Regions from separate parts of the Homo sapiens genome. Here region 2 is linked to region 1. The links are chromatin loops, found by intact Hi-C in ENCODE. Cell type or tissue: GM12878. All regions are shown on one strand. Links, peaks and the distances in the headings refer to the core of each region. The heading gives the core; the rest is flanking DNA. Region 1 overlaps DENND5B (DENN domain containing 5B). Region 2 overlaps DENND5B (DENN domain containing 5B).

Region 1 (14,951 bases), core at 4,625-7,124:
TTAGGAACCAGGGCTGCACAGCAGGAGATGAGCCGAGGGCAAGCAAGCATTACCGCCTAAGCTCCGCCTCCTGTCAGATCAGCAGCATTAGATTCTCAAAGGAGCATAAACCCTATTGTGAACTGCGCATGTGAGGGATCTAGGTTATGTGCTCCTTATGAGACTCTAATGACTGATGATATGAGGTGCAACAATTTTATTCTGAATCCACCTCCCCCTCCCCAGCCCCTGCGACAGCCATGGGAACATTATCTTCCATGAAACAGGTCCCTGGCGCCAAAAAGGTTGGGAACCACTGGTTTAGAGCCGGGAAACCAGTCAAGTACATGTCAATTAATTGTTAACTTTTAATTTCTTCTGTTTACTCTATCAAGAAACCCTCTTCGAGGTCAGGTGCAGTGGCTCACACCTGTAATCCCAACACTTTGGGAGGCCAAGGTGGGCAGATCACTTGAGGTCAGGAGTTCGAGACCAGCCTGGCCAACATGGCACAACCCTGTCTCTACAAAAAATAAAAAAATTAACCGGGCATGGTGGCAGGCACCTGTAATCCCAGCTACTTGGAGGCTGAATCAGGAGAATCATTTGAGCCAGTATTGGGCCACTGCACTCCAGCTTGGGCAACAGAGCGAGACCCTGTCTCAAAAAACAAAAACAAAAAAAAGAAGCTGTCTTGGATGAAATATATTGCCCTTATATTTACATTAGTGCTAATTTGAAGGCTAAGGACTTTGACTTCTAAGGAGCAAAGTTAGGCAGAGAATTCAACAAAGACCTCAAACAAGATAGCCTATTAGAGTTCCAGTGCTTTTTGTAGTTTTGTATTTGTATATATCACACTTGGATTACATACCCCCTGGAGCATTTTCAGATGAGTTTTAATGTCCAAACAGTAGGTTTGATAAAGCATGAAGTGTTGCATATAGCCTGTGAATCTGACCTTGTTTTCTTAAAACTGGCGTGGTTTTTTTTTCCAATTACAAAAAGTTATTGGCTGGGCGCAGTGGCTCACACCTGTAATCCCAGCACTTTGGGAGGCCGAGGCAGGCAGATCATGAGGTCAGGAGATCGAGACCATCCTGGCTAACATGGTGAAACCCCGTCTCTACTAAAAATACAAAAATTAGCTGGGTGTCGTGGCGCATGCCTATAATCCCAGCTACTTGGGAGGCAGAGGCAGGAGAATCACTTGAACCCAGGAGGCGGAAGTTGCAGTGAGCCGAGATCGCGCCACTGCACTCCATCCAGCCTGGTAACAAAGCGAGACTCTGTCTCAAAAAAAAAAAAAAAAAAAAAAAGGCCGGGCGTGTTGGCTCATGGCTGTAATCCTACAGTTTGGGAGGCCGAGGCGGGTGGATCACCAGAGATCAGGAGTTCGAGACTAGCCTGACCAACGTAGAGAAACCCCATCTCTACTAAAAATACAAAATTAGCCAGGCGTGGTGGCACATGCCTGTAATCCCAGCTACTTGGAGGCTGAGGCAGGAGAATCGCTTGAGCCTGGGAGACGAGAGGTTGCGGTGAGCCAAGATCGTGCCATTGCACTCTAGCCTGGGCAATAAGAGCAAAACTGTCTCAAAAAAAAAAAAAAAAAGTGATTTATGCTCATAGTGGCCAAAGTACAAAGAGGAAAATGATAATCACTTACAATCCTGCTATATAAAGAACACTAAGTATTTCACATTTTCTTCTGTACTTTTCTTCTATGCATGTTCTCTTATTAAGATACACTATATGTGCGATTCAATATCATCCTTTTTATTAGCTTAACAGTGTACCATAAACATTTCACCGTATCAGAAGAGTTTAAAATCTGAAGTCTGAATGCTTGTGTTCAAATATTGCCTTCTCTAGTTAGTGTTTGAATGACCTCGGACAAAATATTTAACTTTCCTGTATCTCTCTTTTCCCCATCTGTAAAATGACACTAGGCTGGGTGTGGTGGCTCACTCCTGTAATCCCAGCACTTTGAGAGGCCAAAGTGGGAGGATTGCTTGAGCCTGGGAGTTCAAGACCAGCCTGGGCAATATAGTGAGACCCCATCTCTACTAAAAATAAAAAATTAGTTGAGTGTGGTAGCGTGCACCTGTGGTCCCAGCAGCTTGGGAGGCTGAGGTGGGAGGCACACTCAAGCCCAGGAGGTCAAGGCTGCAGCGAGCTGTTACTGCATCGCTGCACTCCAGCAACCTGGGTTATAGAACGAGACCTCATCTCAAGAAAAATAAATAAATAAATAAATAATAAAAAGGCACTAATAGACTTACCTCATAGAGTGAGAATTAAATGTATTAATACCTATAAAACACTTGGGAAAGTGCTTAAATGTAAGTGTTTAATGAAATCTTTGCCCCATTTCATCTGTTTCTTTAGGACTGAATCCTAAAAGTAAAATTGATGAGTCAAGGGGTATGATTGGTTTAAAGTAATTGTTACCTGAATTGCTTTCCTGAAATTTTCAGTCTCACCAACTGTGAGAATGGCATTCATTTCTTCCTTGTCAACACTGGTCATCACTTTTAAGTCTTTATTAGTTTGATAGATAAAATAGATGCATTTTTTCCTTAATTATTAGGTTAAAAGTGTTTTATTAACTGTTTATATATCCATTTTTATGAATTGAAATAGAATGAATCTATTTTTTCAAGATTAAAGGTGTTTGTCTAAGAGGAGCTATTTATTTTTAGTCAAGGCTTAATGAGGGCCAGCCCCAGTGGCTCATGCCTATAATCCCAACATTTTGGGAGACTGAGGCAGGAGGATTTCTTGAGTCCAAGAGTTCAAGACCAGCCTGGGCAATATAGCGAGACCCCATCCTGGAAAAAAGACATAATGGGAAAGAAACAAAAGAAAAAAAATGGCCGGGCATGGTGGCTCATGCCTGTAATCCCAGCACTTTGGGAGGCCGAGGCAGATGGATCACCTGAGGTCAGGAGTTGGAGACCAGCCTGGCCAACATGGTGAAACCCCATCCCTACTAAAAATACAAAAATTAGCCTGGCGTGGTGGCACATGCCTGTAATCCCAGCTACTCATGAGGCTGAGGCAGGAGAATCACTTGAACCCAGGAGGCAGAGTTTGCAGTGAGCTGAGATTGCACCATTGCACTCCAGCCTGGGCAACAAGAGAGAAACTCTGTTTAAAAAAAAAAAAAAAAAAAAAAGACATAATGAAAAGTACATGATACTACTGTCTTGGTTTTTTTTTTTTTTCTTTGATACTACTGTCTTGTGCTTGTCTTACCCTTTCCTAGGAAGCTTTATAAGCGATATGCTTTTCTACGTTGCGAAGAAGAAAGAGAGCAGTTTCTTTACCACCTTCTTTCTCTCAATGCTGTGGACTATTTCTGCTTCACCAGTGTGTTCACCACTATCAGTAAGTCTAGAGAATTGACCGTTAAGGGTTACTGAGGTGACCAATGCAATAAAAGCATTTATATTTTTTAAAGCAAGATATGCCATAGTACATGTGACATTGTGACATACGCCCAGGTCTCTGTTTAGGAGTAAAGGATATTCCCCAAATGCTAAGAGTGCTACAGGAAACCCTTGGCTGTCAGGCTTTAGAGAACGCCTTACTGAAGAAAAGTACCTCACTGGAGATGATACCTTCTGTCAGTTCCAGCCAGCATCCCATGACTGAACAAAGGGCTGTCCCGGAGCTCACCATGGGGGTTAGATAGATGAGGATTTCATTGAGACTGCATCGAAGCTTAACATCTTGCTTAACCAATCCTGCTTTCCTTCTCACATGTTGGTCCCAGGAGCAGCATTGTCCATGCTAATTTCTGACTCAGAGATTTCTTCCCAAGAAACCCAGTCTTTGATAGGAAATGTTACCTACAATAGATGAGAAAAGGAATGTTTTATTAAGTAAATATTTCAATATCTTAACGAAAACACATAAAATCAAAGTATCTGTGTGTTAATAATAAACTTATGCAATTGGACATCATTCAACTTTGGAAGGAAATGCTGATTGGAGAATTTTTTTTTTTTTTTTTTTTTTTTTTTGATAGAGTCTCACTCCATCACCCAGGCTGGAGTGCAGTGGCACGATCTCAGCTCACCGCAGCCTCCACCTCCTGGGTTCAAGGAATTCTTGTGCCTCAGCCTCCTGAGTAGCTGGAATTACAGGCACGCCCCACCACACCCGGCTAATTTTTGTATTTTTAGTAGAGATGGGGTTTCACCATGTTGGCCAGGCTGGTCTCGAACTCCTGACCTCAAGTGACCCACCTGCCTCAGCCTCCCAAAGTGCTGGGATTACAGGCATGAGCCACCACGCTGGACCTGGAGATTTTGTTGTTTTTGTTGTTGTTATTGTTTTTGGTTTTTTTGAGATGGTGTCTGGCTCTGTCACCTAGGCTGGAGTGCAGTGGTGGAATCTCAGCTCACTGCAACCTCCGTCCCCTGGGATCAAGCGATTCTCCTGCCTTAGCCTCCCAAATCACACATCTGTATATAGGCATATGTCACCATGCCCGGCTAATTTTTGTGTTTTTAGTGGAGACAGGGTTTCACCATGTTGGCCAGGCTGGTCTCAAACTCCTGACCTCAGGTGATCCATCCGCCTCAACCTCCCAATGTGCTAGGATTACAGGTGTGAGCCACTGAGCCTGTCCAAGAGATGTATTTTTTATAGAAAGCCGAATGATAGCATTTATTCTTTCCTTCATTGCTAATTCTTATTTGCAGTGGGTCCTCTTCCTTACTTTGGAGAATTTTTACTTGTATCAATTAGGAATTGCATTTAGCTGCAAGTATCAGAAACTTGAAAACCAGTGGTTTACAGCATAGTAATTTCACTTACATAATAAAGGTCTCAAAGTAGGCAGTGGGCAGTGCTGTCACGGACCCAGGCTCATTGTCTTTTTCCTGTTAGACATGCTCTGTGTGTGCTAGTTACCTCATGGTTTCAACATGGCTGTTCTCAGCATACCTTCCAGCAGGAAGGAGAGAGTGCCAAGGAGGGGCAGGATCTGTGCTAGAAAGACATAATTTTCCAAAAAATCTCAATAAATATCACTAACATTTCACTGGCCAGAATTGTGTAGGTTTTGGCTTTCCAGTCTCTGGTAACGGAAGACAAAGGAAAAGGGAATTGGAATGGGGATTAGGCCATCCTGTAATGCCTGTCAAGTTACTATTCGTTGATTAGGTTACTGCAGGTGTAAGAAACTAAAAAGTTATATACAGTTTTAAAATTGGGCCGGGCGCGGTGGCTCAAGCCTGTAATCCCAGCGCTTTGGGAGGCCAAGGCAGTTGGATCACAAGGGCAGGGGTTAGAGACCAGCCTGACCAACATGGTGAAACCCCGTCTCTACTAAAAATACAAAAATTAGCTGGGTGTGGTGGTGGGCGCCTGTAATCCCAGCTACTCAGGAGGCTGAGGTAGGAGAATTGCTTGAACCCGGGAGGCGGAGGTTGCAGTCAGCCGAGATTGCGCCACTGCACTCCAGCCTGGGCGACAGAGCGAGACTCCGTCTCAAAATAAATAAATAAATAAATTAATTAATTAATTTAATTAAATCGAAGAGGCCAGGCACAGTGGCTCACACCTGTAATGCCAGCACCTTGGGAGGCCAAGGCGGGTGGATCACATGAGGTCAGGAGTTCGAGACTGACGTGGCCAACATGGTGAAACCTCATCTCTACCAAAAAATACAAAAATTAGCCGGACGTGGTGGCGCTTGCTTTAGTCCCACCTACTCAGGAGGCTGATGTGGGAGAATCACTTGAACCCGGGAGGCAGAGGTTGCAGTGAGCCAAGATCACACCACTGCCCTCCAGCCTGGGTGACAGGTTGAGACTGTCTCTAAATAAGTAAGAAGTAGTAGCAGTAGAGGATTCCTAAAATCCTCCTTATATCTGTAGATTTCTCTTCATCTGAGTAACTCTTTCAATTTGAGGAATTCTTCATGAAAGAAATTTTTAAATTTAATCATATTGCTTTTTCATACTTAAACTATGAAATCACTGTTGTGCATCTGTGGGCCTTTTGCAGCCACAGAACTGCTGACCCTAAACATGCCTTTTTCTGCAGATTTTCTTAGCAGTGCAAGAAATGAGAAAAGCCTCTGGCACCTAAAATAAAGTCTTAACACTAACCTCTTCTGCTTTCAGTTTCAAAACCCATTTGATTCTGATGATTACTAAACCGTGAATATATGGCCTTTTCTCTGACATTTTCCTATCCTAAAGCCAAAATAAAAGGACACAAAGGGAGACTCTTCACCTAACATAAAGAAAGTCTTTTATGTAAAATTAGGGAAATGAACCATTTATCTCATTTGTTTTCCTCATCTAAGAGTGCACTGAACCATGAGCTCATATTGTGAGGCTATATCTAGGCACCTTCTTTAGTAAATGTTTTTCATCCTACTTGTAGATCTTTCACGGAGGGCTTCTAACACCCCCTCTTATGATCAAATGGGCAGAAATCCCAAGGATAACAACAAATATTGATTCTACCCTACTTAAAAAAAAAAATGGCTGGGCATGGTGGCTCACACCTGTAATCCTAGCACTTTTGGAGGCCGAGGTGGCGGATCACCTGAGGTCAGGAGGTCAAGACCAGCCTGGCCAACATGGGGAAACCCTGTCTCTACTAAAAGTACAAAAATTAGCTGGGCATGGTGGGCGCACACCTGTAATCCCAGCTACTCCAGAGACTGAGGTAGGAGAATCGCTTGAACCCGGGAGGCGGAGGTTGCAGTGAGCTGAAATCGCCCCACTGCACTCGAGCCTGGGCATCAGAACAAGACTTCTTCTCAAAAAATAAATAAATAGTGGCCAGGTGCGATGGCTCACACCTGTAATCCCAGCACTTTGGGAGGCCTTGGTGGGTGAATCACGTGGTCAGGAGTTCAAGACCAGCCTGGCCAAGATGATAAAACCCCGTCTCTGCTAAAAGTACAAAAATTAGCTGGGCACGGTGGCAAGCCCCCGTAATCCCAACTACTTGGGAGGCTAAGGCAGGAGAATCACTTGAACCCGGGCGGCAGAGGTTGCAGTGAGCTGAGATTGCACCACTGCACTCCAGCCTGGGAGATAGAGTGAAACTCTGCCTCAAAAATACATACATACATACATACATACATACATACATACATACATACATACATGGCAGGTGGCTCATGCCGGTAGTCTTAACACTTTGGGAGGCCAAGGCAGGCAGATCTCTTGAGCTTAGGAGTTTGAGACCAGCCTGGGCAACATGGCAAAACCCTGCCTCTACTAAAACTACAAAAAAATAGCTGGGCGTAGTGGTGCACACCTCTGGTCCCAGCTACTGGGGAGGCCGAGGTGGGAGGATCACTTGAGCCCAGGAGGTGGAGATTGCAGTAAGCTTGAGATCGTGCCACTGCACTCTACCCTGGGTGACAGAGCGAGACCGTGTCTCAAAAAAAAAAAACTTTAAAATTTTACAATCAGGCCAGGTGCAGTGGCTCATGCCTGGAGTTCCAGCACTTTGAGAGGCCAAGGCAAAAAGATCGCTTGAGTCCAGTTCAAGACTAGCCTGGGCAAAATAGTGACATGCTGTCTCAACAAAAGAACAATTAAAAAGTTAGCTAGGGGCCGGGCACGGTGGCTCATGCCTGTAATCCCAGCACTTTGGGAGGCCGAGGTGAGCAGATCACCTGAGGTCAGGAGTTCGAGACCATCCTGGTCAACATGGTGAAACCGCATCTCTACTAAAAATACAAAAAATAGCTGGCCGTGGTGGTGTGCAGTTGTAATCCCAGCTACTCAGGAGGCTGAGGCAGGAGAATCGCTTGAGCCCGGGAGGCAGAGGTTGCAGTGAGCCGAGATCATGCCATTGCACTCCAGCCTGGGCCACAAGAGCAAAACTCTGTCTCAAAAAAAAAAAAAAAAAGCTAGAGGTCGGACGCGGTGGCTTATGCCTGGAATCCCAACACTTTGGGAGGTTGAGGCCGGTGGATCACCTGAGTTCAGGAGTTCGAGACCAGCCTGGCCAATATGTCAAAACCCCTTCTCTACTAAAAGTACAAAAATTAGCTGGGCGAGGTGGCAGACGCCTGTAATCCCAGCTACTTGGGAGGCCGAGGCTGGAGAATCACTTGAATCCAGGAGGCAGAGGTTGCAGTGAGCCAAGAATGTGCCACTACACTCCAGCCTGAGCGACAAGAGTGAAACTCTAAATAAATAAAGTTAGCCAGGTGTGGTAGCGTGCACCTGTAGTCCCAACTGCTGGGGAGGCTGAGATGGGAGGATTGCTTGAGCCCCAGAGATCAGGGCTGCAGTGAACACTGATTGGGCTGCTGCACTTCAGACTGGGCGACAGAGCTACATCCTGTCTCTAGAAAACCAACAAACAAAAAACCAGAAATGTATGGCTGTGATGGACAAAAATGCTTATGTGCTTAAACCATCTGCCCCCTTTTTGTTTTGAGATAGGGTCTCGCTGTGTTGCCCAGGCTGGAGTGCAGTGGTGGGATCAGAGTTCACTGCATCCTTGACCTCCCTGGCTCAAGGGATCCCCCCTCCTCATCCTCCTGAGTAGCTGGGACTACAAGTGTGTACCACCAGACCTGGCTAATTATGTTTTTTATTTTGTATAGAGACAAGGTCTCACTTTGTTGCCCAGGCTGGTCATGAACTCCTGAGCGCAAGTGATCTGCCCACCTCAGCCTTCCAAGGTGCTAGGTAGGATTACAGACATGAGCCCCCGTGCCTGGCCCTGTCTGCACTTTTTTTTTTTTTTTTTTTTTTTTTTTGGAGATGGAGTTTCACTCCTGTTGCCCAGGCTGGAGTGCAATGGCACAATCTCGGCTCGCTGCAACCTCTGCCTCCCGGGTTCAAGCGATTCTCCTGCCTCAGCCTCCTGAGTAGCTGGGATTACAGGTGTGTGCCACCACACCTGGCTAATTTTTGTATTTTTAGTAGAGACGGGGTTTCACCGTGTTGGTCAGCCTGGTCTCAAGCTCCTGACCTTGTGATCCACCCACCTCGGCCTCCCAAAGTGCTAGGATTACAGGCCACCACATCCAGCCGTTTTCTTTTTTCTTTCTTTTTTTTTTCTGAGGCAGAGTCTCACTCTGTTGCCCAGGCTGGAATGCAGTGGTGCAATCTCAGCTCACTGCAACCTCTGCCTCCCGGGTTCAAGTGATTCTCCTGCCTGAGCTTCCCAAGTAGCTGGGATTTCAGGCGCCTGCCACCACACCCGGCTAATTTTTGTACTGTTAGTAGAGACGGGGTTTTGCCATGTTGGCAAAAAAAAAAAAGAAAAAAAAAGAAGGGAGGACATGCATAACATCTAACCTCTCGTGCTTCCACATTTGAGCAAAGGACAGTGATAGGGCAGTGACATCTAGTGGTCTGTCTGTGGAAGAGCCTCCCTGGGCTCCTCTTGCGTGTGAGTCACCTTAATAGCTTTCAAAGTTGTGGTTTATAGACTTCACGATATGTCCAGAGTGGAGGTTCCATTGTTTATTATTTGTGGTTTTTGCATATTGTTCTGTAAACTTGGGACAGGAAAGTTCTGAAATGCAGTGCTTTAAAGCATTGCCCAAGAAACTCAATACTGTCCAAGAAGTCATCCACCCCTCTTTTTATATAAAACCATATCAGTAATCATGTTCATTTCTATTCAATTTTGTTACAAAATTAATTTTTAAGAAAATTTAAGCAATGAAAACACAATATACACAGTCAGTGTTCACATCTTTAGGTATTCTCGTGCTAATGCTTGAGATTGTTCATACGTTTAATGTTGATATATGCATCATACATACATGATGATATACATGCTGTGAAAACCACTGCTACGAGTATTGAGACTTCTGGTTTGCAAACTAGATCTCATCTTTCTAGACTGAAAGGTTATGATCTCAACTTTTCGTATAAGTACATCTTGATAGCTCATAAAAAGCAAATTATCAATGAAAACCAACAAGAGTTCTTAATATATGTTTTGTTATAAGGAGAATTTTATTCCCGCTTTTTAATTAATTTCTGCATTTTTCTTTCAGTGATTCCGTATAGGTCAGTGATCATCCCAATCAAAAAGCTGAGCAATGCAATAATCACATCAAACCCTTGGATCTGTGTATCAGGAGAGCTGGGAGACACAGGAGTAATGCAGATTCCCAAAAACCTCCTCGAAATGACCTTTGAGGTAGGTTCAGCTAATACCTTTCCTAGAAGAATGTATCACGTGTAGTTTTACAGATGATTCTGTCTGGCTTTTTCATTTTTCCTTGAATCAAATAAAATAGAGGAACACTCAAAGCGTGCAGGATCATTTTTGTGATTATATGTCTAAAGTTGTCTTAAGCAGCTTATATACTAATTTGTTTTGCATTTTCATTGTTAAGCTCTATTTTTCACTTGTAATGATGTGCTTTGGGGCTTTCTAGGTCTTCTCCTACTATTTTCAGGGTCTAGCACAGATTCTAGCAAGCAGGAAATATTCAAATAAATGTTTTCCCCGCGGTGGTTCTCCTCCCTACTGTAAAATGTTTTCTGCCCAAACCTGGTCATCCTTTGGCAAAAGGACAGGAGAGCTGATATTCATGCTTATGGATTTTTTTTTTTTTTTTTTTGAGACGGAATCTTGCTCTTTCGCCCAGGCTGTGCAGTGGTGTGATCTTCACTCGTTGCAACCTCCACCTCCTGGGTTCAAGCATCTGCTTACTGGTTTTAGACCACATGGTGACATTTATAGAATGATTCTATAAAAATGCCTTTTGGCCAGGCGCAGTGACTCATGCCTATAATCTCAACACTTTGGGAGACCAAGGTGAGCAGATTGCTTGAGCCCAGGAGTTTGAGACGACCAGCCTGGGCAACATGGTGAGACTCCATCTCTACAAAAAATACAAAAATTAGCTGGGCATGGTGGCATGCACCTGTAGTCTGGGTACTTGCAAGGCTGAGGTCACTTGAGCCCAGGAGACAGAGGTTGCAGTGAGCCAGGATTGTGCCACTGCACTCCAGCCTGGGTGACAGAGTGAGACTGTGTCTCAAAAAACAAAACAAAACAAACAGCCACCTTTTAATATTGTAGTCAATTTTCAGTCTTACTTGGTGAAATAGTTCCATGGGGTTAAGCCTGTACACAGGTTGATCTTGGTGGAGGAAGAGGACAAATAATTGTTGTGTTTGAGGAAGGAAATGGTACGAACTGAATGTCCCATTCTCATGTTCCTTGGGGTCTCGAAATAGCAGTTTCCACTTAGAGTCATGATGCCCTCCCGCCCCCAGGAGCCCAGTTTGGCCTTATCCATGCAGTAGACTCAAAGCCACCTGTATATAAAATATTAAAACCCTTGGCTTTTCTTCATCTAACAATAATGAAAGTACATTAAAACCCCCATCATTGCCATTTCTAAGCTGTCTCTCTCATGTCTACCTACTTCTTTCCATCTCTGCTGCACAACTAATTCAAGATGCCATCATCCCTAAGTTAGAGCATGGTGATGCCTTCTCACTGAGATACAAAGAATAAAGTGCTTTAAGAACTCGTAGCTCTGGCCGGGCCAGTGGCTCACGCCTGTAATCCCAGCACTTTGGGAGGCCGAGGCAGGCGGATCACCTGAGGTCGGGAGTCTGAGGCCAGCCTGACCAAAATGAAGAAACCCCCTCTCTACTAAAAACACAAAAATTAGCCGGGCATGGTGGCACATGCCTGTAATCCCAGCTTCTCGGGAGGCTGAGGCAGGAGAATCGCTTGAATCCGGGAGGCGGAGGTTGTGGTGAGCGGAGATTGCACCATTGCACTCCAGCCTGGGCAACGAGAGCGAAACTCTGTCTAAAAAAAAAACAAAAAAAAAAAACTCGTAGCTCTAATGGGTACAAAAAAATAGAGTGAATAAGACCTAGTATTTGCTAGCACAGCAGGGTGACTATAGTCAACAATAATTTAACTGTACATTTTAAAATAACTAAAAGTATAATTGGATTGTCACACAAATGATAAATGTTTGAGGTGACAGACACCCCATTTACCCTGATACAGTTATTAGGCATTGCATGCCTATATCAAAATATCTCAATTAATCCATAAATATACACATCTACTAGGTACCCATAAAAATTAAAAATTAAAATTAACCAAAAAAAAGAACTTACAATTCTGATGTTGTCATCCAGCACATTGTTGGGGTCAGTGATCTTTTCATTATCAGATTTTAGAAGTCAGAATTTAATTAGTATTCATTTTTGCTATTCCTATTATCATTGCTTTATTTTGTACTTGTCCACAAAGGACCAGTGAAGATAACTTATTGATAACTATGCCTTTTAAAAAATAGCTTCAAAGACTTCTAGTATATGAGGTCTGAGGTCAGTTCTGCCTTAGTATCTTATTGGAACAGAAAAATATCAACATCTCATGTACCCTATAAATATATATACCTACTGTGTACCCACAAAAAATTTTCTAAAAAAGAAAAGAATATCAGTGTCAGTGATTTTTAAAATCTATAATTGTTTTCTTGACCTCTTTGTAACAAAATCTAAATAGCATCTTTTTCCTGTTTTTAGAAATTATTCTTACCCTTCAAGGCACAAGTCACTGTCTGTGTTGTTTGTGGGTTCCCCAAGTAGAAGTAACTGTTCCTTCCCCAGCGTTCTTCTAGCACTTTTTACATCTCTAATCTAGCACTGTGTGCAGTGCCCCTCATTTGGTAGTTAATGTCCATATGTCTCCTATCTCATTATGTGGGAGCTCCCTGAGAGCAAGGAATATATGTGAATATATTTCTCTAGTGCATAGCTGAATACATTATGCAGGGTTTGTCTCTGCAGTTGTTAAATTAGACGGAACCAAAGTACCTGTAAAGCTGAGATGTAACAGGATGGGATTGGGTACTAAATAACCTAAGGTCCTGTCCCTACAGTGCCAGAACTTGGGGAAGCTGACCACTGTTCAGATTGGTCACGATAACTCAGGACTGTTAGCCAAATGGCTAGTGGATTGTGTCATGGTCAGAAATGAAATCACAGGACATACATACAGGTAAGTAAATGGCCTTGGGAACTCAGAATTCTTTGTTTTAAGACTCTTCAGGTAAGAAAAGGTTTAAGAATTGTAGGCCAGGCACAGTGGCTCACACCTATAATCCCAGCACTTTGAGAGGCCAAGGCGGGTGGATCACCTGAGGTCAGGAGTTTGAGACCAGCCTGACCAACATGGTGAAACCCCATCTCTACTAAATAAAAAAAAATTAGCAGGGCATGGTGGTGTACGCTTGTAATCCCAGCTACTTGGGAGGCTGAGGCAGGAGAATCGCTTGAACCCGGGAGGGGGAGATTTCAGTGAACCGAGATTGCACCGTTGCACTCCAGCCTGGGCAACAAGGTGAAACTCCATCTCAAAAAAAAAAAAAAAAAAAAAGAATTGTTTGAACTCTTCCACTGCCTTCTGAATTTTAGGGTTTTTTTTTCCAGGTGAGGGGGGCAATTTTTTTTTTGTTTATGTCATACAAAATTGCCCCCCAAAAAACTTTTTTTTTTCTTTCTCTCTCTTTTTTTTTTTTTTTTTTGGGCTGAGACAGAGTTTCACTCTTGTTGCCCAGGCTGGAGTGCAATGGCGCAATCTCGGCTCACTGCAACCTCTGCCTCCCAGGTTCAAGCAGTTCTCGTGCTTCAGCCTCCCGAGTAGCTGGGATTACAGGTACCTGCCACCACGCCCGGCTAATTTCTGTATTTTTAGTAGAGATGGGGTTTTGCTATGTTGGCCAGGCTGGTCTCAAACTCCTAACCTCAAGTGTTCCACCCACCTTGGCCTCCCAAAGTGCTGGGATTACAGGCATGAGCCACCATGCCCAGCCTCAAAAAACTTTTTAAAACAACAGATGTTTGCTGCTATTGCTTAGTCCACAAGTGTTGGAAAGATTAATATAACTCTCAGAAAAAAAAGAAAATAAAAAAGAAGCCTAAAATAATTTCAGTGGGAGGAAAAGATCTCTTGGATTCCACTAGTCACAGCCAACACTACTCTATGGAAACATTGTCCTCTTTTCTTCTGTGCCTGAACTCCCAAATTAATTTCTAGTTTGAAAATATTCTGACCGGGTGCAGTGGCTCACACCTGTAATCCACACACTTTGAGAGACTGAGATGGGGGGATCACTTGAGGCCAAGAGTTCAAGACCAGCCTGGGCAATGTAATGAGACCTCTCTATAAAAAACACAAAAATTAGCCAGGTGTGGTGGTGCACACCTGTAGTCTCAACTACTCAGGGGGCTGAGCGGGAACCCTGTCTCAAAAAAATAAAAAATAAAAAACTTGTTTTCTGTCCTACCAGATTCCCATGTGGGCGGTGGCTGGGGAAAGGCATTGATGATGGGAGCCTGGAGAGAATTCTTATTGGAGAGTTGATGACATCAGCATCAGATGAAGATCTAGTAAAGCAGTGTCGGACTCCACCCCAGCAGAAGTCACCCACCACGGCTAGGAGATTGAGCATCACTTCACTGACAGGAAAAAACAACAGTAAATTTATTTAAATTTTTCTTATGTGCTCCTATGATGTAGGCTTCATGTGACCATTTGATAGAAAACAGTTGTGTTAATGAATGTAGTGAGGAGATTTTAAAAAGAAGAAAGTTGAGGAAAATTCATAAATATTCAAAAGCCGGAAGAGTTTAGATGTTAAAATCTAATTTTTTAAAAAACTTGCATGCTCTGTTTTTATTAAGCTGTGGAAATATGAGTAAATATTTTACCTGAAACTTTTATTTTTTGAGACAAGGTTTCACTCTGTTACCCAGGCTAGAATGCAGTGGCACAGTCTCAGCTCACTGCAGCCTCTGCTTCCCGGGTTCAAATGATCCTCCCACCTCAGCTTTCCAAGTAGCTGGGACTACAGGCACACAACATCACACCTGGCTAATTTTTGTATTTTTTATAGACTGCCTTTCGCCATGTTGCCCAGGCTGGTCTTGAACTTCTGAGCTCAAGCGATCTGCCTGCCTCAGCCTCCC
Region 2 (14,951 bases), core at 5,263-7,762, 61 kb before region 1:
GGTTCTTCATAGTGGAAATAAACCACTACCCACACCACACTGCATGCCTGTGTGCCTTTGCAGTGCTTGTCTGCCATCCCTCTGTTCGTTTCATTCCTCTTTGAGTTGTATGTGAATTAACCTTGTCAGAAGGTGGAAGCTACTTAAAGTTTTCTTGAAAAAGTTGGGAGCTTTCTCATCACAAATTGCTAGGCATGCTCAAGTGGACATCATAGTTCTCCTTGGAACTGCCATCCATAAACCAAACAGTACTTTGCTGGTCAACTGAGAGGTATTTATAGGGCATTGTCCAAGTGACAATTAAATGCAGAAGGTTCTCCTACAGTTCCAAAGTCAGTCCAAGGGAAAAAGAGGCTCCCTATATGTGAGAATCTCTTCCTTGCATTCCTCTGGTAACAAGATCCAGTATAAACCATTTCTTTTTCAATAGGGATCTCTTTTGGGCACTGTCCTCTCCCATTAGAGTGTTTTTCCAAAATCGCCTTAGATACCGTGGATATTTCAAGTTTCAGCATTGTTTTATGTCCTTCAGTCATAGGGGCACTTTAAATCAATATCCAATAGCAAACTTAGTAGTTGCCTCTGAAATGGAAAGTCTGTAGTCCAGCACCCTGATAGTTGTCACTGGGAGGCACTCGCAGGCTTTCGACATAAGCCCTAGCCCACACTCCACATACAGAGAATTTGTCTGTACCAGTGCTCCAGCTTCTCGGTTCTACACTGCGTGAGCTCAGGCAATCTAATTCATTCCCATTTAGCATGTCCAATTAATAATGCTTGAAGGGTAGATTGACACTGTGCCCTCTGTTTTACTGTACTAGGTAGGAGAAATGGGGTGAAACAGTCAAACCTAAGATCCACTCCCATAAAACATTTAGATAAAGTGTGTTTAAACATTCCAATTTCATTCAAACTTCCTCCTTAATCCTATCAACCTTAACACTTTAATATATTATCATTCTAATTGTAGCCTGCGTTAAGGCTGTAAGCCACTGTGTTGAGGCAATGGCTCCTGCCTGTAATCCCAACACTTTGGGAGGTTGAGGCAGGAGGATCACTTGAGCCCAGGAGTTTGAGACCAGCCTGGGCAACATAGCAAAACCCCATCTCTACTAAAATACAAAAATTAGCTAGGCATGGTAGTGTGCACCTGTAGTCTCATCTACTACAGGGGCTGAGGTGGGAGATCGCTTGAGCCTGGGAGGTGGAGGTTGCAGTAACCTGAGATTGTGCCACTGCACTCCAGCCTGTGTGACACAGTGAGACCCTATCTTTTTTTTTTTAAAAAGACTTCACTAGAAGATTTTGGTGCAACAGCATATAAGGCTCTCAAATGAGTCCCAGAAACTTCTCCATCCCTTGATTATTTGACCCACTCCTGTGCATTAGGTTTTGGGTGTTCAGCAAGGTATCTTGGCCCTTTTGTGAGTCTTTATTTTGATTAATTTACCTTACTATATATCCCCAAGCAATTCCAGATCATGTTTCTAATTGTAATCTTTCCCTTCTTACATTTTAAATTTCTCTGTGCTGGGGCAAATAGAGCAGATTTGTTTGAGCCCTTTAATTTTGGGAAACCATCTGAGGGTCCTTATAGTCCATGCAACCTTTGGTAGTGCTATATTAAGACTTTCATTTCAGGCTGGGTGCCGTGGCTCATGTCTGTAATCCCAATGCTTTGGAAGGCCGAGGTGGGCAGATCACCTGAGTTCAGGAGTTTGAGACCAGCCTGGCCAACATAGGGAAACCCTGTCTCTACTGAAAATACAAAAATTAGGCAGGCATGGTGGTGTGCCCCTGTAATCCCAGCTACTTGGGAGGCTGAGGCAGGAGAATCGCTTGAACCCAAGAGGTGGAAGTTGCAATGAGCCGAGGTCGTGCCACTGTACTGCAGCCTGGGAGACAGGGCAAGACTCCATCTCAAAAAAGACTTTTGTTTCAGTCCCATCAAGGTCTGTTTTATTCACCCTATTTCTTAATAGACACTTAAAAATTTCCACCCTGCTGGGTTGAGTCCTTTGACTCATTATTAATGTTTTTATTAGCATCTGTAAGATGAGAGTAAGCTGAGATAGCAAATTCAATAAGGCTTCTCGTAATGTTAGATTTTGAAGCAGTAAAGTTACATGGAGTGCCCACATAAAAGGAGCCTCCCTAACCGCAGCATTTGCCCTGGGTAACGGATGTATTCAGCGGGTGAATATCCCGATTATCATAAAGCCAGTCCTGCGTGGCTTTTGTGCAGAGCATATCAGCTTCTTCATCTGGGGTGTTCCACTTGGAATTTATAGGGGGAATTGGGCAGTCTCCCTTCTCAAGGTAAACAGACTTCGAGTAGCTTTTATCCAGTCCTTGAGACTGGCTGGTCCCTCAAGGATTGGATAAAACAGTTCAATTCATTTCTGACTGAATCATCACCTTTGTGTCTGGATCACATATAGCCATCTGTGATTGTTCCATAGTGAGCTGTGGGCCCTGTGTCAACCCAAGCATGTTCTTCCACGCTGCAGCATTTAAAAATAAAGATACTGCCTCGAAATTAGTTCCTGTAGCAGAGATTCATCAGGAAGTGGATGATACTTATCTATAAAATGAGACTTCATACTATCCCCTGGTTTCTGTTGAGGGCAGGAGTTCAAGACCAGCCTGGCCAACATGGTGAAACTCCATCTCTACCTCCCTTGTGGCAGATTGCTTGAGGTCAGGAGTGTGAGACCAGCCTGGCCAACATCACGAAACCCTGTCTCTACAAAAAAAAAAAAAAAAAAAATACAGGCATGGTGGTGTGCGATTGTAATCTCAGCTACTTGGGAGGCTGAGGCCCGAGAATTGCAGGTTGCAGTGAGCTGAGATCATGCCACTGCATTCCAGCCTAGGTGACAGAGCGAGACTCCTTCTCAAACACAACAAAATTATGTGGAAACAACAAAGAGTGTCTCTAAGATCTCTGGTCACCAGAAAGGTACTCCACATGGGGGAACCACAAAACCAAGAAACTACAGAATACCTAAGGGTGTTGGTGAGGAAATGCCCAGGCGGTTTCCACATAATTTTTCCCGTTGGGAGTGGCTTTGAGGCTAGTTGTCACGCCCTGACCAGCAGAAATCTGAGCTTGGTCCAGCATCAAGGTTGACCTAGCACTCTTTTAAATTTCATTTTAGCTTTTACATAGAACAATAACCAAGGGATTTTATATTTAACTTTTTTCTGTTGGTTTGCATTTCCTTATATATCCAGTGAATCCCACTCCCTGGGAGGTGGATTCATCTCTAAATTCCATTAGTTACTTTTACCTTCAGTAAATGGTCTCAGCACAGCTACTGCTCCATCCCATGAGTGGCCACCCAGGAATTAAAGGTTCCTAATTCCCCACCCTCTCATTGTCCCTCTTCCCAAACCACAGGTTTCCATGAGCCTGGGCTGTTATAACAAATCTCAGTTTTTCTGACACCAAGTGAGAGAGTCTTTCCTCCCCAACACCTGTCAATTTGTGATACCAACTGGATGCCCAACAGTTCAATTCATTCCTAACTGAATGTCAGACTCCACAGGTTTAAGAGTTCATTCTCACAAGACTGTCCTCACTTCTGATGCCAGCCACAAATGAGGTATCAGGTGTCTTGGTTTATTTGTGTTACTGTAAAATACCTGAGGCTGGTTAATTTATAAAGAAAAGAAGTTTGGCCTGGTGCAGTGGCTTACACCTGTAATCCCAGCACTCTGGGAAGCTGAGACAGGCAGATCTCTTGAGCCCAAGAGTTCAAGACCAGCCTGGGTAACATGGTGAAACCCCGTCTCTACAAAAAAATTAAAAATAAGGCCGGGCACAGTGTATCACGCCTGTAATCCCAGCACTTTGGGAGGCCGAGGTGGGTGGATCACCTGAGGTTGTGAGTTCGAGACCAGCCTGACCAACATGGAGAAACCTCATCTCTACTAAAAATACAGAGTTACCCAGGCGTGGTGGTGCATGCCTGTAATCCCAGCTACTCGGGAGGCTGAGGCAGGAGAATCGCTTGAACCCTGGAGGCAGAGACTGCAGTGAGCCGAGATCGCACCATTGCACTCCAGCCTGGGTAACAAGGGAAACTCCATCTCCAAAGAAAAAAAAAAAAAAAAAGCCAGACATGGTAGTGTATGCCTGTAGTCCCAGCTACTTGGGAGGCTGAGGTCGAGGATCACCTGAGCCCAGGAGTTAGAGGCTGCAGTGAGCCATTATTATGTCACTGCACTACAGCCTCGTGACAGAGCGAGACCCTGTCTCAAAGAAAAATAAAAGAGGTTTATTTGGCTCACAGTTCTGTGCATGTGCTAGCACCTGCTTCTGATGAGGGCCTTGGGAAGCATCTACTCATGGCAGGAGGTGAAGGGGAGCCAGAATCACATGGCAAGAGGAAGGAAGCAAGAGAGAGGAGGGAGATGCCAGACTCTTTTCAATAACCAATTTTCATGGAAAGTAAGAGTGAAAAACTACTCACTCACAACCATGAGAATGGCACAAAGCCATTCATGAGAGATCCACCCCCAGGACCCAAACACCTCACCTCCAACATTGGGGCCAACAAACCATGTCCAAACCGTAGCACCAGGCCACATACATTTTTTCTTGGATGACTACAAAATCAGGGGTTCCCCAACACCATCCCCCAACCCCTCAAGTTCTATAAATTCCCAGAATGATTCACAGAACTCAAGAAAGCACTTTACTTATTGCTAACTGGTTTATTATAAAGGATACAACTCAGAAACAGCCAAATGGAAGAGAGGTGCAAAAGGTGTAGGGGTGGGTGCAGAACTGCTATGCTTTCCTTGGACTTACCCAGCACCTTAATGTATTTGCCAGTCCAGAAGCTCCTCTATATTTCTTCTTCTTCTTCTTCTTCTTTTTTTTTTTTTTTTGAGATGGAGTCTGTCTCTGTCACCCAGGCTGGAGTGCAGTGGCGTGATCTTGGCTCACTGCAACCTTTGCCTCCAGGTTCAGGTGATTCTCCTGCCTCAGCCTCCCGAGTAGCTGGGATTACAGGCACATGCCACCACAGCTAGCTAATTTTTGTATTTTTAGTAGAGACAAGTTACACCACGTTGGCCAGGCTGGTCTTGAACTCCTGACCTCCAGTGATCCACCTGCCTCGGCCTCCCAAGTGCTGGGATTACAGACCTGAGGCAATGCACCTGGCCACCTCTATTTTTTTCTTGAATAAATTTTTGTTCCTTGCTATTTTCTCTAAGAAAATTTTTATTAAGCTTTCAATATATTAGCAAAAAGTCTTAATATTTCCTTGTTTTCTTGACCCCTGTTATATCTGTAGTTTTGTCCTCCTTTTCATTCCTAATACTGTTTGTGCATTCTCTTTTTCCCCCAATTATTTTTACCTGAAGTTTGTCAATTATATTACTTCCTTTTGTTTGTTTGGTTTTTTGAGACAGGGCCTCACCCTGTCGCTCATCCTGGAGTGCAGTAGCACGATCTAGGCTCACTGCAGTCTTGACCTCCCTGGGCTCAGGCAATCCTCCTGCCTTAGCCTCCCACGTAGCTGGAGCTACAGGTGTGTGCCACCATGCCTGGCTAATTTTTTTTTTTATTTTTTGAAATGACAGGGTCTCACTGTGTTGCCTAGACTAGTCCCAAACTCCTGGGTCCAAGCGATCCTCCTGCATTGGCCTCCCAAAGTGCTGGGATCACAGGTATGAGCCATTGTGCCCAGCCCTATTACTCTTTAAAGAACCAGATTTTACTTTCATTGGTATCTTCTGTTGTACCTTTGTTTTCTGTTTTATTAATTTATGGTTTTGTTTTTATTATTCACTTCTTTCTACTACTTTTTTTGGGCTTATTAAACCTTTCTTTCTCCCCACCTGCCCACCAAAACCAGTATCTTAAGCACTTGAGTCCTGTGTTAGCTACATCCCACAAGTCTTAGTATCTGATACTTTCATTATCATTGAATTCTAAAAATAAATAAATAAATAAATAATTTGAGACAGGGTCTTGCTCTGTTGCCCAGACTGGAATGCAGTGGTGTGATCACAGCTTATGGCAGCCTCAACTTCTCAGGGTCAGGCCATCTTCCCACCTCAACCTCCCTTGTAGCTGGGACTACAGGTGCATGCCACCACACCTGGCCAATTTTTAAATTTTTTTTAGAGGTGGGGTCTCTGTATGTTGCCCAGGCTGGTCTTGAACTCCTGGGCTCAAGCAATTCTTTCACCTCGGCCTCTCAAAGTGCTGGGATTAGAGGTGTGAGCCATCATACCTGGCTAGTTCTAAGAATTTTTAAAATTTCATTTATTTTGGCCATTTGTCTTGCTTTTCTCTCTCTCTCTGTTTTTGATGTTTTGAATTGATTTAAATTTTTTTCTCATTGCAGTTTTTTCTGTTTAGATGTTATATGCTCTTTTTCTTAATGATAAATTTTGAGATTTCAACATGAACAGTTACTCTTATGTTATAGAATCTTCACAGATAACTATAAAATGCTTTAACTCCATGCCCATTGTGGCTTACTTGTTATGATTGTTCAGTTTTAATAATCCCTCAAATTAGACATTTTTATTCTATACACTTGGTTTTGTTTAAATTTACTCATAGTGACCTTATTTTGTTTTTCTTTGAAATAAGGTCTCACTCTGTTGCCTAGGCTGGAGTGCAGTGATGCGACTGAACTCCTGGGCTCAAGCAATCCTACTGCCTCAGCCTCCTGATAGCTGGGACTACAGGCACACGCCACCATGCTGGGCTAATTTTTTTCTTACTTTTTTTTTTTCTTTTTGTAGAGATGGGGGTCTCACTGTCTTGTCCAGGCTGGTCGTGAAGTCCTGGGCTCAAGCAGTCCTCTGCCTCAGCCTCCCAAAGTGCTGGGATTATAGGTGTGAGCCACTGCACCCAGCCTCAGTTATTATTTTTTGAAAATTCACATTTTATTTCATATCTTAGAGATTTCTTTTGAGATCAGTCTTCTTCCTAACATGTGTTCTTAGAAGTTCCTTTCCTGAGATAGCTTTCTCTATTAGATCTTATTTTGTCCTTGTTTTTGAAAAATAGTTCATTGGATGTTAAATTCTATGTTAAAAGTTTTTTTTTTTTCCTTAGTACTCTGAGGATAATATTCTATCATCTTAAATAGTTCATTGGATGTTAAATTATATGTTAAAAGTTTTTTTCTCTTAGAACTCTGAGGATAATATTCTATCATCTTCTGGTTTCCTGTATTGCTGTTGAGAAGTCAGCCATCACCTCTAATGTCATTCTAATGAATGACTCTCATTGTTACTCATTAGCCAGAAATCTGTCTTTTCAACTCTGGTTATATTTAAGATTTTCTGTCTTTGGTGTGTGATATTTTGACTGATTTATCTGAATGAGGCTTTATTTGTTCTGCTTGTGGTTCATTATGTTTCCTGAAATTTAAGAATTAATGTCCTTTACCCATTTTGGAAAATTCTCAACTATCTTTGTAAATATTGCATTCATGTATCTTTTTTTAATCCTCCTGAAATTCTAGTGAAACTTTTTTTTGTTGTTGTTGTTGTTTTGTTTTTGAGACAGAGTCTCACTTTATTGCCCAGGATGGAGTACAGTGGTGCAAACTCTGCTCACTGTAACCTTCGCCTCCTGGGTTCAAGCAATTCTCCTGTCTCAGCCTCCTGAGTAGCTGGGACTACAGGCGCATGCCACCATGCCCAGCTAATTTTTGTATTTTTAGTAGAGACGGGGTTTCACCATGTTGGTCAGGCTGGTCTCGAACTCCTAACCTCAAGTGATCCACGCGCCGTGGCCTCCCAGAGTGCTGGGATTACAGGCATGAGCCACTGTGTCCAGCCTTAAACATGTTAATCTGTCTTGCTCAATCTTCCATTATCTCTCAACCCTTTTTTTTTTGGAGATGGAGTCTCACTCTGTTGCCAGGCTGGAGTGCAGTGTTGCAATCTTGTCTCACTGCAAACTCTGCCTCCTGGGTTCAAGTGGTTCTCCTACTTCAGCCTCCCGAGTAGCTGGGACCACAGGTGTGCACCACCATGACCAACTAATTTTTGTGTTTTTAGTAGAGACGGGGTTTCACCATGTTGGCCAGGATGGTCTCGATCTCTTGACCTTGTGATCCGCCCGCCTTGGCCTCCCAAAGTGCTTACAGGCGTGAGCCACCACACCCAGCCTCATTCCAATTTTCTGTGTGTCTCTGTGCTGCATTCTGGGTAATTTCTCCACATCTGTCTCCTGCTTTATGAATTCTCTCTTTACCTGTGTTTAATCTACAATTAGCCCTTTCTTTGACATTTTTTGGTCACAGTGAAGCTTGTTACAGACAAACATGTTTAGGTTGGGTGGCTTAGGTGGTGTGGTGGCTCCACATTGATGTCATACTGAGGACAGGGGTCAAGTACTCCATGATTAGTCTTTGCTCTTACTTCAGGAGCTGCCAGAGGCTGTGCCTTTCATTTTCTAGTGCCGTAGGTCATTGTTGGCAATACCTGAGATGAATTTCTGTGAAACTAGGGAGATAAGCCAAATTATGCATGTGTCTGAGACCTCAAAGCCAACATAATTCAGATAATGCTCAGTCACATTGGGCCAGGCGCATGGCTCACGCCTGTAATCCCTGCATTTAGAAGGCTGAGACAGGTGGATTACTTGAGGTCGGGAGTTTGAGACTAGCCTGGCCAACATAGTGAAACCCCGTCTCTACAAAAATACAAAAATTAGCCAGGCATGGTGGTGTGCACCTGTAATCCCAGCTGCTGGGGAGGCTGAGGCAGGAGAACCACTTGAACTCAGGAGGCGGAGGTTGCAGTGAGCCAAGTTCATGCCACTGCACTCCAGCCTGGGCAACAGAGCGAGATTCCATCTCAAAAATAAAAAATAATCAGTCACAGCATCCAGGATCATAGGTGTATAATCCTCCAGCTACATCAGGAAGTCCACCAGAGGCATGCTGGATACCACCAGCAGCTTCACATCTCCATTGGCAGTGCTTGGCAGGGCATAAGCCTTGCTAGACACAGCTCCTGGTCTGCACCACCATGGCTCCTGTGCCGCCAGCCACAGGTCCAGACCTAGACCCCTCTGTTGCCCTTGAGGGGCTGACCTTATTCTCCACAGTGATGCTGGTGGACAGCATGGCAGGGGCTGAGGCAGCAGAGGCCATTGCCACCTTGGGATCTGTGCCAGAGCCATCACTAGGCACATTTTTGACAGTATGTTTTTATTGTATAATATAGTCAAGCATAATTTTTTAATGTCTACTTTTATTTCATTTTACATGCCTTAGATGTTAACATATTAATTTCTCAAAGCACGTTTACTGGCTACTCATCATGTAGTAGGTCATATGTTGAATGTTAACAATTCTGAGATTAGAAATACAGATATGTCCAGGCACAGTGGCTCATGCCTGTAATCTCAGCACTTTGGGAGGCGGAGGCAGGCAGGCAGATCACTTGAGGTCAGGAGTTCAAGACCAGCCTGGCCAACATGGCGAAACCCCTTTCTACAAAAAACACAAAAAATTAGCCAGGCGTGGTGGTGCACAGCTGTAATCCAAGCTACTCGGGAGGCTGAGGCATGAGAATCACTTGAACCTGGGAGGCAGAGGCTGCAGTGAACCAAGATCGCACCACTGCACTCCAGCCTGGACGAGAGAGTGAGACCCTGTCTCCAAAAATAAATAAATAAAAAGAAAAATACATATATTGCTCTCTAGGAGATGATGGGGTATTGGGGAAGAGAGACCATGAAGAGAGAATTATGATAGAATTGTAATGTTTCAGTGAGATGAATAATTCCTGGGATGGAAATAAAGATAGGGTACTGTTGAAGCATGTAGATAGTACTCTGGTGATAATAAGAAGTGTTAGGGAAGGCTTTCCAAAGAAGCAATTGCCTGAGGAAAAAGTGGAACCTAGTCAGGCAGTGCAAGAGGAAGGGACATTCTGGGCAGAGGAAAACAATATACAAGGGGCACAAGGCCTGTGAAAACATGGACTGCAAGCAAGTGGTCTTACTGCATATGGAGTGATGATAAGGAATGAGGCAGACAAGGGCCAAATCATGAAGAGCCTCATGTGCCTTGCTGAGGCCTGTCTTAAATATTAAAATAACTTCTTTTATACATTCATCACTTTGAGTATCAATTATAAAAAGACTTTCCTAAAATATTTAAGTTTAAAAAAAATGCTTAAAGAAGAAAACTCTGCCTTTTATTTCTTGATTCAGTTAAAAAGAATTGTCTTATTTCTGCTGAGTAATTGCATTATTAAAAAGCGTGTGGGCTGGGCACAGTGGCTCACGCCTGTAATCTTAGCACTTTGGGAGGCAAAGGCGTGTGGATCACCTGAGGTCAGGAGTTCGAGACCAGCCCGGCCAACATGGTGAAACCCCATCTCTACTAAAAATCCAAAAAAATTAGCCAGGTGTGGTGGCGTGTGCCTGTAATCCCAGCTACTCAGGAGGCTGAGTGAGGCAGGAGAATCGCTTGAACCCAGGAAGTGGAGGTTGCAGTGATCCAAGATTGAGCCATTGCGCTCCAGCCTGGGCAGCAAGAGTGAAAACTCGATCTCAAAAAAAAAATTAATAATGTGTGTGGTACTTCAACCAGTCTTGAAGAGAATACAGAACTGGAAAGAAGAATAGACATAGAACACTCACAACACATGGATGGAATAAAATCTAAGCATGTCTTTTTAAGTTATAGATATCTAGCAAAATTATATATATTCTTATCCCATCATCATCTATTCGTTCAAAAATATTGTTTTAGCCTCTATTATATGTCAGATACTGTGGTAGATACTGAGGTTACAAGAATATAAAAGGCCCCAATCCTTGGTTGAAATGATGGCCACAGAGCAGAATCTAAGGAGATTTCTCTGGATTTGGTCTTCATAGTCTATAACTGTAAATTACTGTCTCTGCCTACTCCTGGTGAGTTTTTGTTGTTGTTGTTGGGTTTTTTGTTTGTTTGTTTTTTGTTTTTTTGAGACAGAATCTCACTCTGTCACCCAGGCCTGGAGTGCAGTGGTACGATCGCAGCTCACTGCAACCTCTGCCTCCTGGGTTCAAGTGATTCTTGTACCTCAGCCTCCCAAGTAGCTGAGATTACAGGCATGTGCCACTATGCCTAATTTTTATATTTTTACTAGAGACAGGGTTTTGCCATGATGGGCGGGCTAGTCTTGAACTCCTGGCCTCAGGTGATTCTCCTGCCTTGGCCTCCCAAAGTGCTGGGATTGCAGGTCTTGAGCCACTGTGCTTGGCTTTTTGTTTTTTGTTTTTTTTTCTGAGACGGAGTCTCACTGTTGCCCAGGCTGGAGTGCAGTAGTGCAATCCCGGCTCACTGCAACCTCCGCCTCCTGGGTTCAAGCAATTCTCCTGCCTTAGCCTCCCAAGTAACTGGGATTACAGGTGCCTGCCACCATGCCCTGCTAATTTTTGTATTTTTAGTAGAAATGGGGTTTCACCATGTTGGCCAGACTGGCCTCTAACTTCTGACCTCAGGTAATCCACCCACCTCGGTCTCCCAAAGTACTGGGATCACAGGCATAAGCCACTGTGCCTGCCCGGCCTTTTTTTGTATTTTGTTAGGATTCTGTTGAACTTAAGAGGAAAAAAAACATAACATTTAGTAGTTATCAGTAAATTTTAGTCAGCACTGGGTGTGAAGTGGGCCCTATGCTTTATGGGTAAAATCAGAGAAAGTGGATGCCACTCTGTCCTTAGGAAACCCACAGAGAGGAGAGACAGTACGGGGGCCAAGTGCCATAATGGAGTCCTGTGATAGTGCAGAACTTCAATTAGTTCTGATTAGGGCACAGTTTCTACTTCTAGGGGCCATCCAGCCGACCTCAGGGGTTTCAGGTCAGCTTTTCATCCTCACCCCGCCCCCGCCCCTGGGATAAAAGACCCATATTGCCTACAGTTCAAACATCTGCCTGATTATCCTAGCAGAGTGGTAGGAACTGATTTTCTGATCTCCTCTACTACCCGCCTCACCTGCACAGAGAGTACCAGCTGTCTCAGCCTAGCTTCTTCAGTGGGCCTTGGCTGTAAAATGTGTGTATCCACCCCAGGTAATTAGGTTAGCTCTTTGTGCTCGTATGACTGACCCCTACCTTTTAGGCCACCTGGTGTTTGTTCTAGAAGTTATTCCTATAAACAGATTTTCACCTAAAATTTGAATCTTTATGAATCAAATAAGGAAAATTTTAAGTAAACTTGGGCTGTGGATAACTGATGATTCATTACCAAAAAGGTAGTCATTTAAAATTATAAAATGACACAAAAAATTTAAATGGAAAACATCCTGTTTATGCTTGGTCAGGTCTTTGAGTTGATGTGACTCAAGTAACATCTGATCATTTTCTTAACCTTTTTAAAAAGACTCCCCTAAATTCTTCCTCCCAAAGATTTTACTGTGTTTGTTCACAGTGGGTTCTGTGAAAGGATTATTACAAGCCCACAATCCATTATCCTCAATTCTACAAATCCAAAAAATTCTGAAAACCAAACATTCTTTTTGTAACTCATTCATCAGCAAAACCAGACCTGAACCAAAGTGACCCTATTCATATTCTTTGATTATCTGTCCTACTGGGACATATATGGTTTGCTGCAGAAATATTAATGTATTTAATTATAGGATACTGCCCTAGATAGTTCATATATGTGGTATATGCACCATACTGCTTTTCTAAATTAAAAAATCTGAATTCTAAAGCATATCTACTTCCAAACATTTAAATCGGACTTGTGGACATATGTAAGTATAAAGCAGCCTTTGCAGAGTGGTTTAAAAGGCTGCTTTACTATTGTGGGGAGCTTTTAATTTTGATAAACTAGTGAGTTCATGTAAATAAAACATAACAAAAACACTAATCCTTAATTTTCTGTTAACTCGAGAATACCCAGATATGATAGTTTTGTGGCTAGGGGTTAGACATAGAAAGTGTAACTATGAATGCATGTATCTGTTTGACTTCTTGTACCCCCAAAATAAAGGCTAAAATAAATATAATCAGCTAACCAAAGCTATAGCCACAGTCATATATACTGTGTAAGAAAAAAGCCTCTGATGGAGGTTGCAGTGAGCCGAGATCATGCCACTGCACTCCAGCCTGGGCGACGGGGCCAGACTGTCTCAAAACAAAAGAAAAAAGAAAAATGGGAATTGTGTAAGCATTCATGTATAAAAAAATGATCAAAAATGTTACACTGGCCTGGTGCGGTGGTTCACGCCTGTAATCCCAGCACTTTGGGAGGCCGAGGTAGGCGGATTGCTTGAGGTCAAGAGTTCAAGATCACCCTGGCCAACATGGAGAATCCCCATCTCTACGAAAAATACAAAAATTAGCCTGGTGTGGTGGTGGGCGCCTGTAATCTCAGCTACTTGGGAGGCTGAGGCAGGAGAATCGCTTGAATCCGAGATGTGGAGGTTGCAGTGTGCCAAGATCGCACCATTGCACTCCAGCTTGGGCAACAAAGCGAGACTCCATCTCAAAAATAATAACAATGTTACACTGTATCTTGTACATTTTTAGTGGGATAAATGCCAAGAGCAGTTTTATTAGTTCTTGATTCCTCCACACTTTAAGAGAATATAAGTTCGTCTACCCATGATTTTAAGAAGCAAAGAGTGTGATGTTTCCCACCTACCCACACCCCCTTAAAACTATTCAAATGAAACCATTTAATTCTTTAATTATAGTGGAATAGAACTGACCTATTTTCTGTATGATCATAAAGAAATATTTACTTTTAACGCAGAAATTTTTTTCTTAAGATCCACATTTTCCAGCTTAATGAAGTGATTGTGTTTTTACTTGGACTCTTCCCTTTCCTTTTTCCTTGTTCTGTGCAGATTATCAACGCCTGATGACTGTGGCAGAAGGCATCACCACACTTTTGTTCCCATTTCAATGGCAACATGTTTATGTGCCCATTCTACCTGCTTCTCTGCTACATTTTCTTGATGCTCCTGTCCCTTATCTGATGGGCCTTCAGTCAAAAGAAGGAACTGACCGTTCTAAACTAGAACTTCCTCAAGAGGTAAAACTACAATGAATGATGAAGCATTTGCTGTTTGCTGATTTAGGTCAAGGCGACTTTCGTTAGATTGCATTGTCTTTGTCAAAATTTTATCTGTCTCTTTGACTCTCCTAAATCTCCAAGTATGGCTAGGGGAGAGCCTGAGCTATAGAATGCAGACTCTTGATGATGACTACTACATAGTCATTAAACCTGGTTTAAAACAAGACAGTGGCTGATTTTCACAACTATAAATTTCTGAAGATGGAGCAGTGGTAGCATGATCTCATTGCTTTATTCTAGTAACATATTTTTTTTCTTTATTCACGTTATAAATTTTGTTTTTAAACAATACAGCCCAGGTTTTAGCATCCTTAAATCATTGTATCAATTGAATTTTATTTTTGACCTCTATCAAATGAAAAGTAACATGTTGCAGCAAACTAGGGATAATGGAAATATCAAACACTTCAGTATTCTCTGTTTTCAGATACAAGGCCAGTTATTTGTTCTAAATGTCAGCTTGGCTTGGTGGTTGAGATAAAAATTCTAACACCTAGTTTTTATGCCACCTTAAAGTTATACTTTCTGTGTGTTGTACTTTCAAATGTTTAAAAAAATAGGCCAGGCGTGGTGGGATTACAAGCGCTTGTAATCCCAGCACTTTGGGAGGCCAAGGTGGGCGGATCACAAGGTCAAGAGATCCAGACCATCCTGGCTAACATGATGAAACCCATCTCTACTAAAAATACCAAAAATTAGCCAGGCATGGTGGCACACACCTGTAGTCCCAGGTACTTGGAAGGCTGAGGCAGGAGAATCGCTTGAACCCTAGAGGTATAGGTTTCAGTAAGCCAAGATCGTGCCACTGCACTCCAGGGTGACAGAGCGAGATTCCGTCTCAAAAATAAATAAATAAACAAGAATTATTGAA

Evidence for each region. Peaks named below come from ENCODE experiments on the same cell type or tissue, not always from the same donor. Only the 100,000 strongest peaks of a DNase experiment are listed, where the experiment ranks them.
Region 2: it touches region 1 in a loop (3-fold over the local background); 2 of 110 quality-filtered maps call a loop at or near these places.

The regions. Positions count from the first base shown.
Region 1 is chr12:31,397,684-31,412,634 of GRCh38, reverse strand. It overlaps DENND5B (DENN domain containing 5B), which reads left to right. Exons shown (of 21, transcript NM_144973.4): 14 at 3,251-3,372; 15 at 9,992-10,137; 16 at 12,863-12,981; 17 at 14,273-14,460. Among named protein-coding and RNA genes, the nearest start is that of LINC02387, 36 kb to the right of the region's middle. RefSeq lists enhancers at 6,335-6,504, 7,385-7,524. In GM12878, for the core only: no CTCF peak of the experiment used is centred there; DNase peaks (open chromatin) are centred at 4,850 and 6,084; H3K4me3 peaks cover 434 bases; H3K27ac peaks cover 2,183 bases.
Region 2 is chr12:31,459,281-31,474,231 of GRCh38, reverse strand. DENND5B (DENN domain containing 5B) reads left to right here. Exons shown (of 21, transcript NM_144973.4): 4 at 13,851-14,038. It also overlaps the pseudogene LOC100422622. Among named protein-coding and RNA genes, the nearest start is that of LINC02387, 97 kb to the right of the region's middle. In GM12878, for the core only: no CTCF peak of the experiment used is centred there; no DNase peak of the experiment used is centred there.